Linked DNA regions of Homo sapiens: region 1 is linked to region 2. Evidence: read pairs that join two places in POLR2A ChIA-PET (ENCODE). Cell type or tissue: MCF 10A. All regions are shown on one strand.

Region 1 (8,000 bases), 150 kb before region 2:
TCCTTGGGGTCCTCCATAATTTTTTTTTTTTTTTTTGAGATGGAGTATCACTCTGTTGCCCAGGCTGGAGTGCAGTGGCGTGATCTCAGCTCACTGCAACCTCTGCCTCCTGGGTTCAAGTGATTCTCCTGCCTCAGCCTCCCAAGTAGCTGGGACCACAGGTGCGTGCCACCACGCCTGGCTAATTTTTGTATTTTTTAGTAGAGACGAGGTTTCACCATATTGGACAGGCTGGTCTCGAACTCCTGACCTCATGATCCACCCGCCCAGCCTCCCAAAGTGCTGTGATTACAGGCGTAAGCCACCACGCCTGGCCTGGGATCCTCCATAATTTTTAAGATTGTAAAGGCAGACTTAAAAAGTTTGAGAACCACTGATTTAAACTCTTTAGTTTAAATTTCCTTATCTTATCCATCTCTATCTGTAAAATGGACACAACACTTACTTCACAGGATAGTTGAGGCTTTAAAAAGACACCTCATATAAAATGCCTAGGCAAGGTTTTTGAAACACTGCTTTCTCCAACATCAGCTCAGAGCAGTTCTTGGCTTTCTCTGGCATTCAGTCAAGATCTAGTGTCTGGGAAACAAAACTTTGTGGAGTACAAAGATGCTTTCCTGCCGGAAGCCAAGATCTGGGTACACAAGGTCCCATCTGTACCTGGGGAAGACCCCTGTGTCAAGAGCACCACACAGTGAGTGACAAGTCCAACTAGACACATCACAGTAAGGTGCCCATCGGCAACAGCTGAGTTCCCAGAACCTGTTAGCGCACCTGTAGCTCACCTCTCTCACCACCTGAGGGCAGAAACCCCACACAAATAGAACAGCAGAGTGGGCTCAGGACAAAAACCAAATTAAGCTCTTAAAATGGGCACTTCCAGAACAGGAAAAGTCGCTTCAGATGATGTGTCCCTTAAACAGCTGTTTTAGGAGCTGTGACATTTTCCAACCATGAGTAAACAGGGGCAGCTGACCCGGCCATGGGGATGATAAACACCAAGAATAGGGGAATAGGGGACACATCCATGCAGAGTCCCAGTTACCAGTCTTCCTTTAAGCAAGAATGATTTTCATATTGTAATGCCTGCCTAGGCTTTTTTTTTTTTAAACACTGCTACCTCCACCCCCCGAATCTCCCGAATGAGGCTGTCTTTTTTTTTTTTTTTTTTTTTTTTTTGAGATGGAGTCTCGTTCTGTTGCCCAGGCTGAAGTGCAGTGGTGCGATCTCGGCTCACTGCAACATTTACCTCCCGGGTTCAAGCGATTCTCCTGCCTCAGACTCTTGAGTAGCTGGGATTACAGGCATGTGCTACCATGCCAGGCTAATTTTTGGCATTTTTGGTAGAGACAGGGTTTCACCATGTTGGCCAGGCTGGTCTCAAACTCCTAACCTCAAGTGATCCACCCGCCTCGGCCTCCCAAAGTGCTGGGATTACAGGCATGAGCCAACGCCCCCCAGCCGAATGAGTCTGTCTTAATTCTAATTAGATACTGGAAGGAGTCAGAAGATGGACTCCTAGACTGACCTGGTCACTAATTCCCTGTGTAAGTGAGCTTCAGTTTCCTCCTGTGTAAAATGGAGAGGAAAAAAGAAATACACACATCTCATAGGATTGTAAGGAGCTAAGGAAAGAGACAGAAAGGATCTTTGTGAAGTCTAAAGTGCCCTTCAGTATTTCTTACTGTAACTGTCTCAGGCAGCAAAAGCTAAATAGTTACATCCTTTTCATACATCGGTAGATCCTTTTTAATATATGCAGAAAAAACAATATGCCTGGCTTGGGTTCAGAAAGGAGCAGTGATTTAGCAAGAGCATGTTCCTTGGAGTTTAGTTGGTCTCCTTGATTCAATTAATGCTCAATCTGAGTGAAATGGTTCTAGAAGACAGCCATACAAATGTGATTTGGGAAAAATTGTACTTTCCTGTTAATGAGTGCCTATTTAACACTTTAGAGTTTAAAAATGATTTTACCTACATTATCCCAAGTCCTCCTAAGAATACTGAGAGGAAGCTAGTCTTCTTTCTACAAGAACAGGCTGAGAGAAGTAAAGTAACCTGCTGAAGGTTTCAAAGCAAGTCAGAGGTGCAGCCAGATCTGCTGAGTCTAAGGTTTGCATTCTTTCCACTGTCTGACCCCAGAAGACACCACCTCAATTCCCAGTGAGATCATGTGGGCAGCTCTGGTCACTGGAAGCACAGCTGGAAGGCAGCAGGTGCTGAACTGCGGGAGTGGCTTTGTTCAACCCAATTTACCCAATCTGCCAGAGGAGAACCAAGAGGGCCTCTGACCCCCACTCCCTCATCCCCAGTAAATGCCACTGTTTTTTTGGTCCCAAATGAATGGTAACCCTGCCTTTCTCTGCAGCTTGAAGGGGCTGCCACAGCTCCTCTGAGGCTGGCTCCCCACTGCCACCCAGACAAATATCTCAAGCAAGGTTTCCTCACAGCTGTGTCACAGTGAGCCACACAGGAGGAACCGCACAGCGTGCAGGAGTAGGGGAGCAGGGCTCAACCGTGTGGGCAGAGGAAGAGGGGGACCTGAGACACCCTGCCCAGGGAGGCAGAGCTCACAGAGGATCGGGGTCAGGGGCACTGAAGGGTTTGAGCCCTGCTTCCAATGCTTACCCCTTAGGGCTCTTGAACAGTTCACCAGCCTGGTCCATAAAAATGGTCCCAGGTCCATAAAAATGCCCTGTATATTCCAAAAATCTCTTTGGGGTAGAACAAAGCAAAAGGTAGGCACTCATACTGTCAAATCCCCTCTGTCTGAAGAAAGGCTTTACTTGATCTCCCCAATTATCTATTCCTTTAAAAAATACCTCTAGCTTGTACTTTAAAAATTTACATTAACATGGATTTCAACCAGTTACTTCTACTCTTAACCTGGGATCCATGGATACGTTTTGAGGGTTCTTAGTACTTGGATGGGAGGATGACTAGATTTTCACTAACCTCTGAGTGAACTTAGTAGATGTTTATTACAAGCCCCAATAGTATTAGCAATACCTGTGTCTCTGTCACTAATAGAAATCAAAATGTTTCCATATTCTATCAGTTGTTGTAGTCTCTTGAAATATTGTTTATACTCATCACAACTTGGAAATTATAGTAGTTATTAGGTCTGCCACTAGATCTGGTTATTGAATGCATTATTAAAGAAGGCAGTAGATTACTATGTCACAAATTTGTTTTTTGATGCTTTCAATAACGTATTTCAGTAAGATTGGCTTCCTTTGTAATCCTATATATTTCAGCTTCTGTATTTGGAAACACTGTAAGGAGTCCACAGGCTTCACCAGACTGCCAAAGGGGGCCTGGACACAGAAAAAGTCAGGACCCCCTAACCCAAAATGCTCCTCTGAGTCCTCAGGGACCAACCAAGCTCCCAGCACCAAGCTCCTCTCTGTGCAGTGGGGCAACGGAGGTCTGAAGGATGAGTCACCTAATTTATTGAGCTCCAATAAGTACCAAGAGTTGTTATTTCGTTTAATTCTCACAAAGATCCAAAAAGATCTCAAGAGAAGAAACTGAAGCTCACAAGGAAGTGAGCAACAGCTACCCCAGCCCACCCCCTCCCACTCTGCAGTCAAGGGCCCCGCCTCCCATTCACCACCACCTCCACCCCCCACCACTCCCCCATAGAGCCCCATCTGCTAATGGTGAAAAATTGGACTGCGAGTTAGGTACAACCAGCTGTGTGACTGGGAGCAAGTCAGTCGACGTCTCTGAGCCTCCAAGTCCTCATCACCACAATGAGGATAAACATCCATTCCACAGGGTTTTATTGTGTGGGTCCAACAAGAAAGCATGTGTAAAGCGCTCAGCGTGGTGCCTGGGACCCACAGGCTGGCTCCTAAAAAGTGGCTGTCATCACTATCACTATCACAGAGCAGGGACTCAGTATATTGCATGTGTAGCTGCATTACAGTCCATTTTAGAAATTATAGGCAATCCTAAGGCCTCTCTCCCACCTCCAACAACTCTAATCAGAAATAGCCAAGGGTTTGTTTTCTTTCTCTCTGGGCATTCATGACTTCTTAGAAGCCAGATGGACTTCCCCTCCTCCACAGCAAGGAACACGCTGAAAGATGAAAGCTTCAGCGGCAGGGTCTCGAAGAGGGGAAGATGGGTGGCCGACTCCAGTGCAGGTATCAGCACCCTGGGCTCGGCTGAGCAGAATTTTTTCCCCCAAGCTCGCTGGGGGCCCAGGGGAAGATGGTGCCGCCGTGTCTCTGCGTGCTCGTGTGTAATTTATTTTCCTGCATGGTTGCAGGGAGGTGGCTGAGGTTTCACAAGCTGTACCTGACAGATAATTACACGAAGACAAATTGTGCCCTGCCTTACCCTTCTCCTAGTATGGCAACCTCCAGACTGCGTGTGTTGGGGCTGGGGGTGGGGGATATGGAAGGCAGCGGGTGCTGAACTGCGAGAGGGGAGGGGCTGGGCCAAGCTGGCAGCAAGCTGGGGCAGACTAAGGAGCCGGGAAGAACTGGGGCGAGCTCTAACTGAGGCACAAACACTTCTCAGGACTGAGTAGTGGCTCCCTTAAAGGATGACAGATGCAGGGGGCGCTGGTGCCTGGTTCAAAATTGTTTGCTTTGTGGGAAGCCAGAACCAGAAACAGACCACTCAGGGCTGCGCTGCCCCGGCACGGGATTCTCTGCAGCTCCCCCTGGGGGAGAAGCAGTGCAGAGGGTGGAGGAGACCAACCCCGCTCCTGGTTCTGATCTAGGAGCTGACAGAATTCTAGTTTCTCACCGGGTTTCTCTCATGCCCTAGATTCCTGCCCAGACTCTTTCCACTCCTACTCTCTTCTCCCTGATCCTCCCCATTTTTGTTATTGTTGCCTTGTAAGATTTTTTAAAAATGTTCCTGGGCGAAAACCTGAAAGATGGTATATACAGCCTCCAAATCTACCTTTTAAAACAGAAATTTAAATGGTAGTAATTTTCACTGTAATTTTTTTTCTTTCTTTTTTTTTTTTTTTTTTTTGAGACAGAGTCTCACTCTGTCACCCAGGCTGGAGTGCAGTGGTGGATCTTGGCTCACTGCAACCTCTGCCTCCTGGACTCAAGTGATTCTCCTGCCTCAGCCTCCAGAGTAGTTAGGATTACAGTCGCGTGGCACCACGCCTGGCTAATTTTTGTATTTTTAGTAGAGATGAGGTTTCACCATGTTGGCCAAGCTGGTCTCCAACTCCTGACCTCAGGTGATCCGCCCGCTTCGGCCTCCCAAAGTGCTGGGATTACAGGCGTGAGCCACTGTGCCAGGCCTTCACAGTAATTTTTAATTTATAATTATTTTATGTTGACCAACATAGAAGCTAATAAAAATAAATCAAGCCTATAAGCATATTCAGCTTTTTTTTTTTTTTTTTTTTTAGAAAAACAGACTGTTCCAGGAGCCCAGGGATGCTAAGGTTTTAGTTTTAAATCCTCCCAAAGCTGAAGGACAGCCTCAGCTTCCTCATCAATTAAGTGGAAAAAATACCATCTTCCTTGGAGGGAGGGCTCTTCCTGGGTGCAAGGCATACTACTTCATTTACTCATTTATTCATGGAGCATCTGTTAAGCACCAACGGAATGCCTGGCACTGGGCATGACATAATTTAGTCTGTATCATCAAAAAGAAGAGCTGAATATGTAAGAGTCCTCTGGGAGGAGCCACCAAGGCAGGAGTGATTGATGTCATCCACTGAGGGGGTCAGGGAGAGCTTCAGTGAGGAGGCTTTGTGATCAATACTTATCTCTTGGGCCATTTTCTTTAGCCCAGAGCTTGGCCTCTTCTAGTCCCTCAAAATAGATTGCTCCCTGCCAGACTCCCTCTCTCACTATATCTATATAATGTATCTCAGTCTCTCGCTCATCCTCCCCTCCGGCTTTCTCTGAAACCCCAGGCAAGATTAGCAACACATCTCTGCTCTCACAACCCCACACACCGACCTTCAGCTCATGGTGAAATTACCTGGGGTTGTATGCGGTTCCCTACAGAACCCCTGGACATAAGGGCAGGGATGGGTTCCTCCTTCCCCAGCTGCAGGCCCCCCCCAGCACAGACCAGGTTCACAACCACAGCTGAACTGACCAGGCCTCTCCTTGGACCAATCTCCTCTGGCCCTGTCCTTCCTGCTCTCCCTCCCCACTCTGTCCTCCTTCTCCATTTGGCTTCTGCTCACCCTCCTCTCTCTCCCTCTCTGCCGTGCCTCCTCCCTGCTCCTTTGTTCTCGTTAAGATCTGTAACTGAGGAAAGATTCTAGCTCCTTGTCGGGCCCATTCGTTCTCCTCTCTTGCCTGGGCCGGCTCCCTTTGAAACACTTCTCTCGCTGTGGTCCTGTGTCTTCTCTTGGCTCCTCCCTCTTTCCCCAGAGCTAAGGGCTGAGCTTTCACAGGTGTTCCCAAGCCCCACTCAGCCTCAGCAGCAACTCCATTCCTGCACAGGCCCCCACCCACAAATTCCCATCCAGGCACAGCCGAGTCCACACATATGCCCATTCGCTAACACAGATGTCACTGTGCACACACGTGCCCCCACCCAAACCTACATACCTGGGGACTGCCGGCCTTTCAGTGAGGAGCCACTTTTGCACTCCTAAAAAGGGATAAAGGACATGGATACCTTGAGGATAAACCCACAAGTTCTTTGGAGGACACCCCCTGTACTATTGAAAATTCCAGCAAACCTCAAGGAACAGGGTCCTCACATGTCAACAGGTTTGGAGGAGATTCAGCACAGGAGGACAAGGTCCCCCACAATACAGCTCTTCCCTACATTGAAAGCCATGTGTCCCGGAGGCTCCTGGTCTAGTGGTCCCTGGTCAAGTCTTGGCCTGGTCACTGCTCCTCAGATGTCTTTCTTCCAACCAGCACAGGTCCTTCTGATTCTGCCTGACACTCCCTCCCAGCTCCTTGCTCCCTGAGAGCCTTTCGACTTCTTCCGCATTGAGCATGTCACCTCTGGGGTGTCCTGAAGCTCTGGACATCAACGCCCAGCCCAGTCTCCATATTCTTCTTGTGGCTCCCCTGACATTCCAGCCCAACCCCTCTTGCCCAGATCTGTTAGATACACACCTACCCCAAGCCTTACCTGCTCCTTTTCCTTTCCTACCCCCGGCCTACTCAGCCACTCTCTTCTATAGAGAACCTTCCTAAGTCCACAAAGACACAGAGGACACTCTCTTGTTGGGATATTCTCCTTGGTCTCTACCCCTAACATAGTCATAGATTAACACAGTTGTAGACTTCTGAGTCCATGGAATACAACCTCCTTATTTTACAGAAAAGAGAACTGAGACTCGAGAGATGAGGTAAGTAACCAAGGGCCCACAGCTCAGTCATCTGTATGTAAATGGCATGCCACCACTCACTCCGTTCAGTGCTCATACACCTCTATACAGACATCTGCACGGACACATCATCCATGGCCTGGTGTTATGGTGAGGGTATGGGTGGGGGTGAGAGCTGGGAATAATTCTACACAGGACCCCTGGGAGACAGGCCAGGTATCCTCAGTTCTTTTTAATTTTCATTTATTTGTTCATTTTTTGAGATAGAGTCTCGCTCTGTCACTCAGGCTAGAGTGCAGTCTCAACTCACTGCAACCTCCACCTCTCGAGTTCAAGTGATTCTCCTACTTCAGCCTCCAGAGTAGCTGGGATTACAGGTGCCTGCCACCACGCCCGGCTAATGTTTGTACTTTTAGTAGAGATGGGGTTTCTCCATGTTGGCTAGGCTGGTCTCGAACTCCTCACCTCAGATTATCTGCCAGCCTCGGCCTCCCAAATGTGTTGGGATGACAGGAGTGAGCCACTGTGCCCGGCCCTTGGCCCCCTTTTTAAATTTTTTAAATTTTTTACTTTTTTTTTTTTTTTTTTGAGACGGAGTCTTGCTCTGTTGCCCATGCTGGAGTGCAATGGCATGATTTCGGCTCACTACAACCTCTGCTTCCCAGGTTCAAGCGATTCTCCTGCCTCATCCTCCCAAGTAGCTGGAACTACAGGT
Region 2 (8,000 bases):
AGATGTGAGAACAAAATAATGACTTAAAATTAGAAGTTATAATTAAAAGGGAAGCAGAGCATAAAACTTCTGCAAACTTACAACCCTGGATGGTAGAGAAGGAAAGAGCATTTTCAGAAGAGGAACACAAGCTGGCTGTGGAGCAAGCACTTGCTAGAGGGATTAGCATGACTAAAAGGGAATCAAGTGCTAATATCCAAGACAATGGGAAAAAGGTCTCAAAGGCATTTCTGAAATCTTTAAGGCAGGCCCTCCCATCACAGGCCAAGAGGCCTAGGAGGAAAGAATGGTTTTGGACACCAGGTGCAGGGCCCTGCTACTCTGTGTAGCCTGAGGATACAGCTCCCCACATCCTAGTCACTCAAGCTGCAGCCTTGGCTCAAAGGGGCCAAGATGCAGCTCAGGCTGCTGCTTTGGAGGGTGTCACTATAAGACTTGGTAGCTTCCACATGGTGTTAAGCCTGCAGGTGTGCAAAATGCAAGAATGAAGGAGTTTTGCCAGCTCCCGCCTAGATTCCAGAGGATGTATTAGAAAGCCTGTGTGCCCAGGCAGAAGCCTGTCACAGGGACAGAACCCCCACAGAGAGACTTTACTAGGACAGTGCCAAGGGGAAATGTGGGATTGGAGCCCCCACACAGAGTTTGCATTAGGGCACTGGCTAGTGGAGCTGTGGGAAGGAGGCCGCTGTCCTCTAGACCCATGAATGGGAGAGCCACTGGCAGCATGCACCCTGAATCTGAAAAAGCCACAGACACTTAACTCCAACCTGTGAGAGCAGCCACAGGGGCTGCACCCTGTAAAACCACAGGGGTGGAGCTGTCCAAGGCCTTGAGAGCCCACTTCTTGCATCAATGTGCACAGGATGCAGGACATGGAGTCAAAGATTGTTTTGGAGCTTTAAGAGGTAAGGATTGCCCTGCTGGGTTTCAGACTCCATGGTGCCTGTTGTCCCTTTCTTTTGGCTGGTATCTCCCTTTCAGAGTGGAATGTTTACCCAATACTGGTATCACCATTGTATCTTGGAAGTAAATAGGTTGTTTTTGGTTTTACAGACTCATAAATAGAAGGAACCTGCCTTGAGTCTCAGATGAGACTTTGGACTTTTGATTGAGTGGATGCTAGAATGAGCTAAGACTTTTGGGGACTATTGGGAAAAGATGGTTGTATTTTGCAATGTGAGAAAACCATGAAATTTAGGGAGCCAGGGTCTGAAAGATATGATTTGGATGTTCTGTCCCCTCCAAATCTCATGGTGAAATGTGACCTATAATGTTGAAGGTGGGCCTGGTGGGAGGTGTTTCAGTCATGAAGGCAGATCCTTCATCAATGGCATGATACTGTCCTTGTGGCAATGAGTGAGTTCTCACTCTGTGAGTTCACATGAGACCTGGTTGTTTAAAAAAGCCTGGCACTATCTCCCCTCTCTCTCTTGCTCCTTCTCTTGCCATGTGATACACTGACTTCCCCTTTACTTTCCACCATGATTGGAAGGTTCCTGGGGTCTTACCAGGAGCAGATGCCAGTAACATGCTTCTTATACAGCCTGCAGAACCATGAATCAAAATATGCCTCTTTTCTTTATATATTACCCAGCCTCAGGCATTCCTTTACAGCCATGTGAAATGGACTAACAGAAATACTTTGAAAAGATAAGTCCTAAACCAAGTCTTGAAAGATAAGTGATTTTTATCCAGGGGAAGAAAGAAGGGAATGGTATTTCAAGTAGAAGGGAGAATATAAATCAAATCATGGAAGCTTGAAACAGCTTGTTGTGTGTGGAAATCACAAAGAGAGCAGCATTTCTTTTCAAGAGCTGAACTGCCTGGGTGTGACTCCCAGACTCTCTGCAAGATATGTGACCTTGGGCACATTACTAAACCACTAGGTGAATCAGTTTCCCCAGTCATAAAGTGGGGAATATCATAGTGTCTGCCTCATAGGGTTGTCATGAGAAGGAAACAAATCAATTCACGTGAAGTGCTTGGGACAGTGTCTGGCACATCGTAGATGCTCAATAAATGATAGCATTTCTTATCATTGGGTGCAGACAGTGAGGCAGGGATTAGATGGAATATGAGATTGAAAATGTAATTAGCTGGATGTAGAAGGTCTTGTATGCCATACCCAGGGTTTTGACTTTGTCCTGGCAACACCAGGAGCCACTGCAGGATTGTAGGCTAAGGAACAATATGATGGGATTTGGTGTTTCAAGTGGCTCACTATGGCCACCTAGTGGAGGATGGTCAAGGGGAGGAAATTTGGAGGCAGGTTTTAGAAGACCTGGCTGTATATTCTGGCTCAACACTTAACCAGTGTATGAATCATTTCCTTCTTTGAGCCTCAATTTAATAATCTGGGAAGTAGGAATTGTAAAACATATCCAAAGGGCTGCGGTGAGGAGAAAATTAAATAACAGAATGAAAGTCCCTAACCCAGTGCATGACACATATAAATAGGTTTGCAATGAATATTTGTTTTGATTTTAATATCAGAAATCTTACAAGAGAGGAGCAAAAAGCCTCACAGTTTCCCCATCTTTATGCTCTGTCCCACCAGGCCAGCTCTCCTTGCTTCTATAAATGTGCTAGAAACAGTCGAACTGGCTCACAGACCTACACGGTGAGTATCATCCTTACTCTCTCCTACTGCACTCTTCTCACCTCCATAGCTGTCCAGTTCACCCTGATTCAGTGGTCAGAACCCTGACCTCTTTCTAAAGCATCTGCCATATCCAAGGCTAAGACCACATCCACCAGGCTGGAAAGTGGGTAAGGAAAGCTTCTGATGTAACAAGTCTTTTCTTTGTCTGCTGATTGTCATCAGAGAGCTGTTGTTTTTCAATTGACCCTCACCACATTCAATACCTGTTGTTTTACACAATCTTTTTGCAGCACCTCTGTCTTATCTCCCCTAATAGTCTGTACGATTCTAGAAGGCACAGACTGCACAGTAAACATGTCTTAGGACCTGCCTCTTGCTCATGGCAGAGGCTTGCCAGGGAATGAATCGAATGAAGAGTTGACTGATGCTCACACAGTGCTGAAAGCCTGCCAAGCTGTGAATAAGTATGAGTTGGTTTGATTATGAAAGATGGGAAATCATGTCTTCTTTTCTAGAGTGGAACATAAAGCTTCCCAGCCTCCTCAGGCTTGCTCAGGCAGAGCAGGCAGAGCTGTGACCTGTGGGCCCAGAATTGTACCCTTGATAATCTAAATGACAATCAGCTTATTAAGCCTCACAGTCCCCTGTGCAAGCTGATGAAGGAGGGTGGGCGCCTCAGTGGTCAACAACCGTTCAGGGATCTCCTCCCAACAATGGCTCTGTGCCTCTACAAGGCAGTTTGAAACACACACAGAAAACCAGCCGATTTACACACTCTTCTTCCTGCTGTTCCCTTGGCACACATTTTGTGCTGACGTGACAGCCACAGGAACAGATGTCTGTTTGGCCTCTGGGGAGGCAGAGGAAACTCAGGCCACATCTGAAGCTCCTCCCCTTCTTTCCAGGCCACCTGGAACCCAGGCCATGAGTCATGTAGGACCAGTTCAGGGATATGGTCCAGGAAGGCTACAAGGAGTGGGGGTGATGACAGTTGGAGAAAAGAATCAAAGGCGTTGGCACGGAAGGGGAAGTTGAAGGACTCTCTGGCCCAGCTCTCGGGTCATTAAATAGTATTATTGCTCCGGTTTTGTAGTGAAGTAACTGAGGCCTGAGGTGGGTGAGTGACCTGAGCGAGGCAAACGCTCCATGTGTGTAGAGAAGAGAGAAGATGGTGGCAGCTCAGGCCTGCTGCAATGTCCATCACTGCCACCTGCTTCTGACTAAAGATGTCGGTGGTGGTGATGGAGAGGGGATATTGGAGAGGATGTTGTTACCTCAGACCAGGTTAACCAGTAAAGGTGAGTGTGCATACGTGTTTGTGGGTGTGACCTGCTCTTCAATACTCAACTTCAGAGGTCCACTTCTACAGGATACTACTGCTGCTGTCACACCTAATGATAATAATAATGGTAATAACAAAGGCCAACAGAGCGATTGAGCACTTACTATGTGCCAGACATGGTGCTCAGTGCATTACACAGATTACCACATTTAATCCTCTAAGAGGTTGTTCTTATTATTCTTACCCCGTTCCATAGCTGAAGAAAACGAAAGATAAGTTTAGGAACCTGCCCACAGATATACACTAGATTCTTGGTTAGATTGGGTTGCTATGACAAATACCATAGACAGGATGGCTTAAAAATCAGAAATGTATCTCTCACAGTTTTGGATACTGAAAGTCCAAAATCAGGGTGCCAGCAGATGGGGTCCTGAGCCGCTCTTCTGAGCTTCAGAAGATGGGGTCCTGAGCCGCTCTCTGAGCTTCAGCAGATGGGGTCCTGAGCCGCTCTCTGAGCTTCAGAAGATGGTGTCCTGAGCCGCTCTTCTGAGCTTCAGAAGATGGGGTCCTGAGCCGCTCTTCTGAGCTTCAGAAGATGGGATCCTGAGCCCCTCTCTGAGCTTCAGCAGATGGGGTCCTGAGCCCCTCTCTGAGCTTCAGAAGATGGGGTCCTGAGCCGCTCTCTAAGCTTCAGCAGATGGGGTCCTGAGCCACTCTCTGAGCTTCAACAGATGGGTCCTGAACCCCTCTTCTGTGCTTCAGCAGATGGGTTCTGAGCTTCTTGCTGGATCTCTTGCTGTGTCCTCACATGGTGGAGAGAGAGAGAGAGAGAGAATCTCTTTTGTGTATTTTAGGGCACTAATCCCATTCATGAGGGATGCACCCTTATGACCTAATCACCTCCCAAAGGCACCACCTCTAAATACCATTACATTGGGGATTAGGGCTTCAGCAAATAAAGTTTTGGGGAATGCATGCATTCAGTCCACAGCAGTTCCTAGATTCACAGGACCAGAATTTGCATGTGGAGTAGTCATTAAGATTGTTCACAAATCCTTTTTTTTTTCTCTCTTTCCCCAGGTTAGAATTTTCTGTCTCAGTTGAGTTAAAGCATGACTATGGGACTTTGTCTGGCCAATAAAATGTGAGTGGAAGTGTCACTTCTGGCCAGAAGTTTTAGGAACCAAGTTATGCTCTGCCATGTTCTCTTTTCCCTTGGTCACAGCGACTGGCAATAACCTAGGTGATGTTGTGCTATCAGCCCAGGTCCTAGGGGGAGGATGATGATGGGGTTGAACAGAGCCCTCAACTGACCCTCCAGATTGCATAATGAGAAATAAACCTTTGTGGTTGTAAGCCACTGAAATTGTAGGGCTGTTCACTATCATAGCAACAGGGCTCAGCCCATCTTGACTGAATTGGAGTGAGGCTTTTTTAGCACAAAGTGAAACTCAAACCCCATATTTTGCCATCTCCTCAATTTCTCCAGCTGTCCTGGATATTCCCCCAGTGGGCTCAAGTAGCACTCTGCTATGGCATCAGTTACACTGTATGTCCAGTCTTCTTTCATTCCCGTGACCAAGCCCATTGGAGCACACTTCTGTGTCTTTGGGGTCTAAGCATCTAACACAGAGCCTAGGACACAGGACATGCTAAGTACATGCTCACTGAATGGATGCCTGTAGGAGAAGGATTCTGACACTGCAGTGTTGCCCTGCAGGACAAACTCCAAGTGGCCCAGAAGGTCAGCCCACCTTGGACCCCACATTTTTGTCAGATGACGCGGGAGACTTTTTGTTTCTGGTATCCTCATCCCTGGGGGCTCAGCCAGGTGGGTTGGCACCTGGGGTGTCTGCCCAGCTGGCTAGCAGAATTTGTATCACCGTGTGCAGACCTCAGCAGTAAATCAGCAGGTGTGAGGAATTTACCCCAGAGAGTGATCCAGCAGTGGCATGAATGAGTAATTTACAAAGCCCATTAAGGCGGCACAGAATTACTTATTTATGGGAACTTTTTGACAGATCTGCGGCTTAATCATTTATCCCTGTGAACATTTAGCCAGGGTCATTGGTAAATAATTCACTTATTACACACTCTGGAGTGGTTTATGGTACTGTGACTTATGATCTCACATGAGTTCGCAGCCGGGGAATTGGAATGTGAAGGCCGGGGAGGGGAGGGGAAGTGGAGGCCTCTGGATGCAGGCCCCAGTAGAAAGGCCGTCTGCTCTAAGTCAGCTTGATGTTACAGCACAGGAGGATTTTAGTCCCCAGTCTAACCTTTGGGGAGACAGTGAGGGAAGGAAATAGGTATTAAGAGAATGGTCTGAAAATGCTAGGTCTTAGCTCCAGGCAGAGCGAGGACAGACTCCAGCTTCACTAGCTCTCCGGGGCCTAGTGGGGAAATCTGAATGCCCCAGCCTGACATTCAAGATCCTCCAGGAACTGTCCCCATTCCTTCCCAGTCTTATCACTCATTACTTATCTCAGCAGCGCCACGGGGGCTGATATCTCACATATCTCCCCCGCTCCCCAAGAATTTGCTCGTGGCACTCCTCCTGCCTGCCTGCCCTTCTCTTCTTTTGTCTAACTGCTACTTAATATTCAGCTTTCAGCTCAAAGCCCATCTCTGCATGAAGCCTTCTTACACTACTTCAGCTACGTTCACGACCTCCATGAAGTTCTTGAAAACTTGCAAAGTACCATGCACACATGAAGCACATTACACATGCCATTGATTAGCCGGCTCCCCTGGCTAGACTAGGTGCTCCTTCAGCACCAGGACTCAGACCCCAGTGAACATGGTCCCATGAAAGTTAGCCCAGAGCCTTTCCCACAGTGAGTTAAATGAACATGGGCTGTTGTTGATGATGGTGATAATAGGAGGATGCTCATGAAGATGGCTGTCAGGCTGACTTCCTCAGCATCACACCATGGCCTCTCTTCTCTGTCCCACATGTTCCCCAGGCCCCAAAGACAGTGGAAGCAGGTGATCACATCTCTAAGGTTCCTCAAGAGTCTAACTGATACCATAAGTGGAGAGAGGCACTTATGTTGGGATGGAGGAGGAGTGCATTTGGGCCTGCTCACCAGAGAGGAGTCAAGTTAAGGGGGAAAGGAAATCCAGGTGCAAGCACCAAGCCCCACCCTCTTATTGAAGATCCATCCCAAGCCACACCTGACTTGCCCATAACCTTCCAGGAAGACCCTACAGATTCCAAATGTGTTTCCCAGACCTCTAGTTTAAGGAGATTAGCTTGACTTCTTGAGGTTTAGTCCAGTTAAATAAGGTCTTCTACCTTTGTATCAATACCAATTGTTGCCCAGATGGTAGAAAGATTTAGCAAGATGGCTTCCTCTTCCCATTGGAGTTTTTAGATCTCCAATGGGAAGACACAGGAGATAATTTACTGTCTTGCCCACCAGGAAATCCTTCCTAAAGTCTAGTCTCAAGCAGTTTTGCTATAATGGTCAAGAAGAAGCATAGGATACTGAGCAACTTGTATTCCAGGAAGGGAAAGCCTGGGCTTGCCTGAGGTGAGTTGGGAGATGAGAAAAGATAGAAACAAGGTTGTTCCTAAGCACAGTGCTCTGTTCTTCCCTAGGTCTCAGGGAATTTGAAACAGGTTTCTAATCACTGCGTAGAGTGGTCAGAGCCATATGGTTTGTTACCTTATTCACACGTTTTTATGTGCTCCCATAACAACCTTGTCAAGTAGGTATTCTTGTGAGTTTCTATTACTGACTGAATTGTGTCCTCCCTAAATCTATATGTTGAAGCCCTAACCCCAGTGTGACTATTTGGACACAGAGCCTTTAAAGAGTTAATTAAGGTGAACTGAGCTCATAGGGGTAGAGCCTTAATCCTTACAGGACTGGTGTCCTTATAAGAAGAGAATAGACATCAGATCTCTCTCTCTCTCTCTCACTCTCTCTCTCCTTCTTTTGCCTTTCACGCGCACAAAGGAAAGGCCATGTGAGGACATAACAGGAAGGCAGCTGCCTGCAACCCAGGAAGAGAGGAACCAGAACCTAACATGCTGGTACCCTAATCTTGGACTTCCAGCCTTCAGAACCATAAGGCAATAAGTTTCTGTTGTTTAAGCCACCTGGCCTG

What was found. Peaks named below come from ENCODE experiments on the same cell type or tissue, not always from the same donor. Only the 100,000 strongest peaks of a DNase experiment are listed, where the experiment ranks them.
Region 1: POLR2A ChIA-PET joins it to region 2 with 13 read pairs; 10 of 35 experiments call an interaction of 5 or more read pairs at or near these places.

What each region holds. Positions count from the first base shown.
Region 1 is chr1:158,114,635-158,122,634 of GRCh38, reverse strand. No RefSeq gene overlaps it. Among named protein-coding and RNA genes, the nearest start is that of SMIM42, 9.7 kb to the left of the region's middle. RefSeq lists an enhancer at 7,380-7,429. In MCF 10A, CTCF peaks have their summits at 803 (motif pointing right) and 4,655 (motif pointing left); DNase peaks (open chromatin) are centred at 784 and 4,624.
Region 2 is chr1:157,964,175-157,972,174 of GRCh38, reverse strand. No RefSeq gene overlaps it. Among named protein-coding and RNA genes, the nearest start is that of KIRREL1, 25 kb to the left of the region's middle. In MCF 10A, a CTCF peak has its summit at 2,209 (motif pointing left); DNase peaks (open chromatin) are centred at 2,254, 3,044 and 3,494.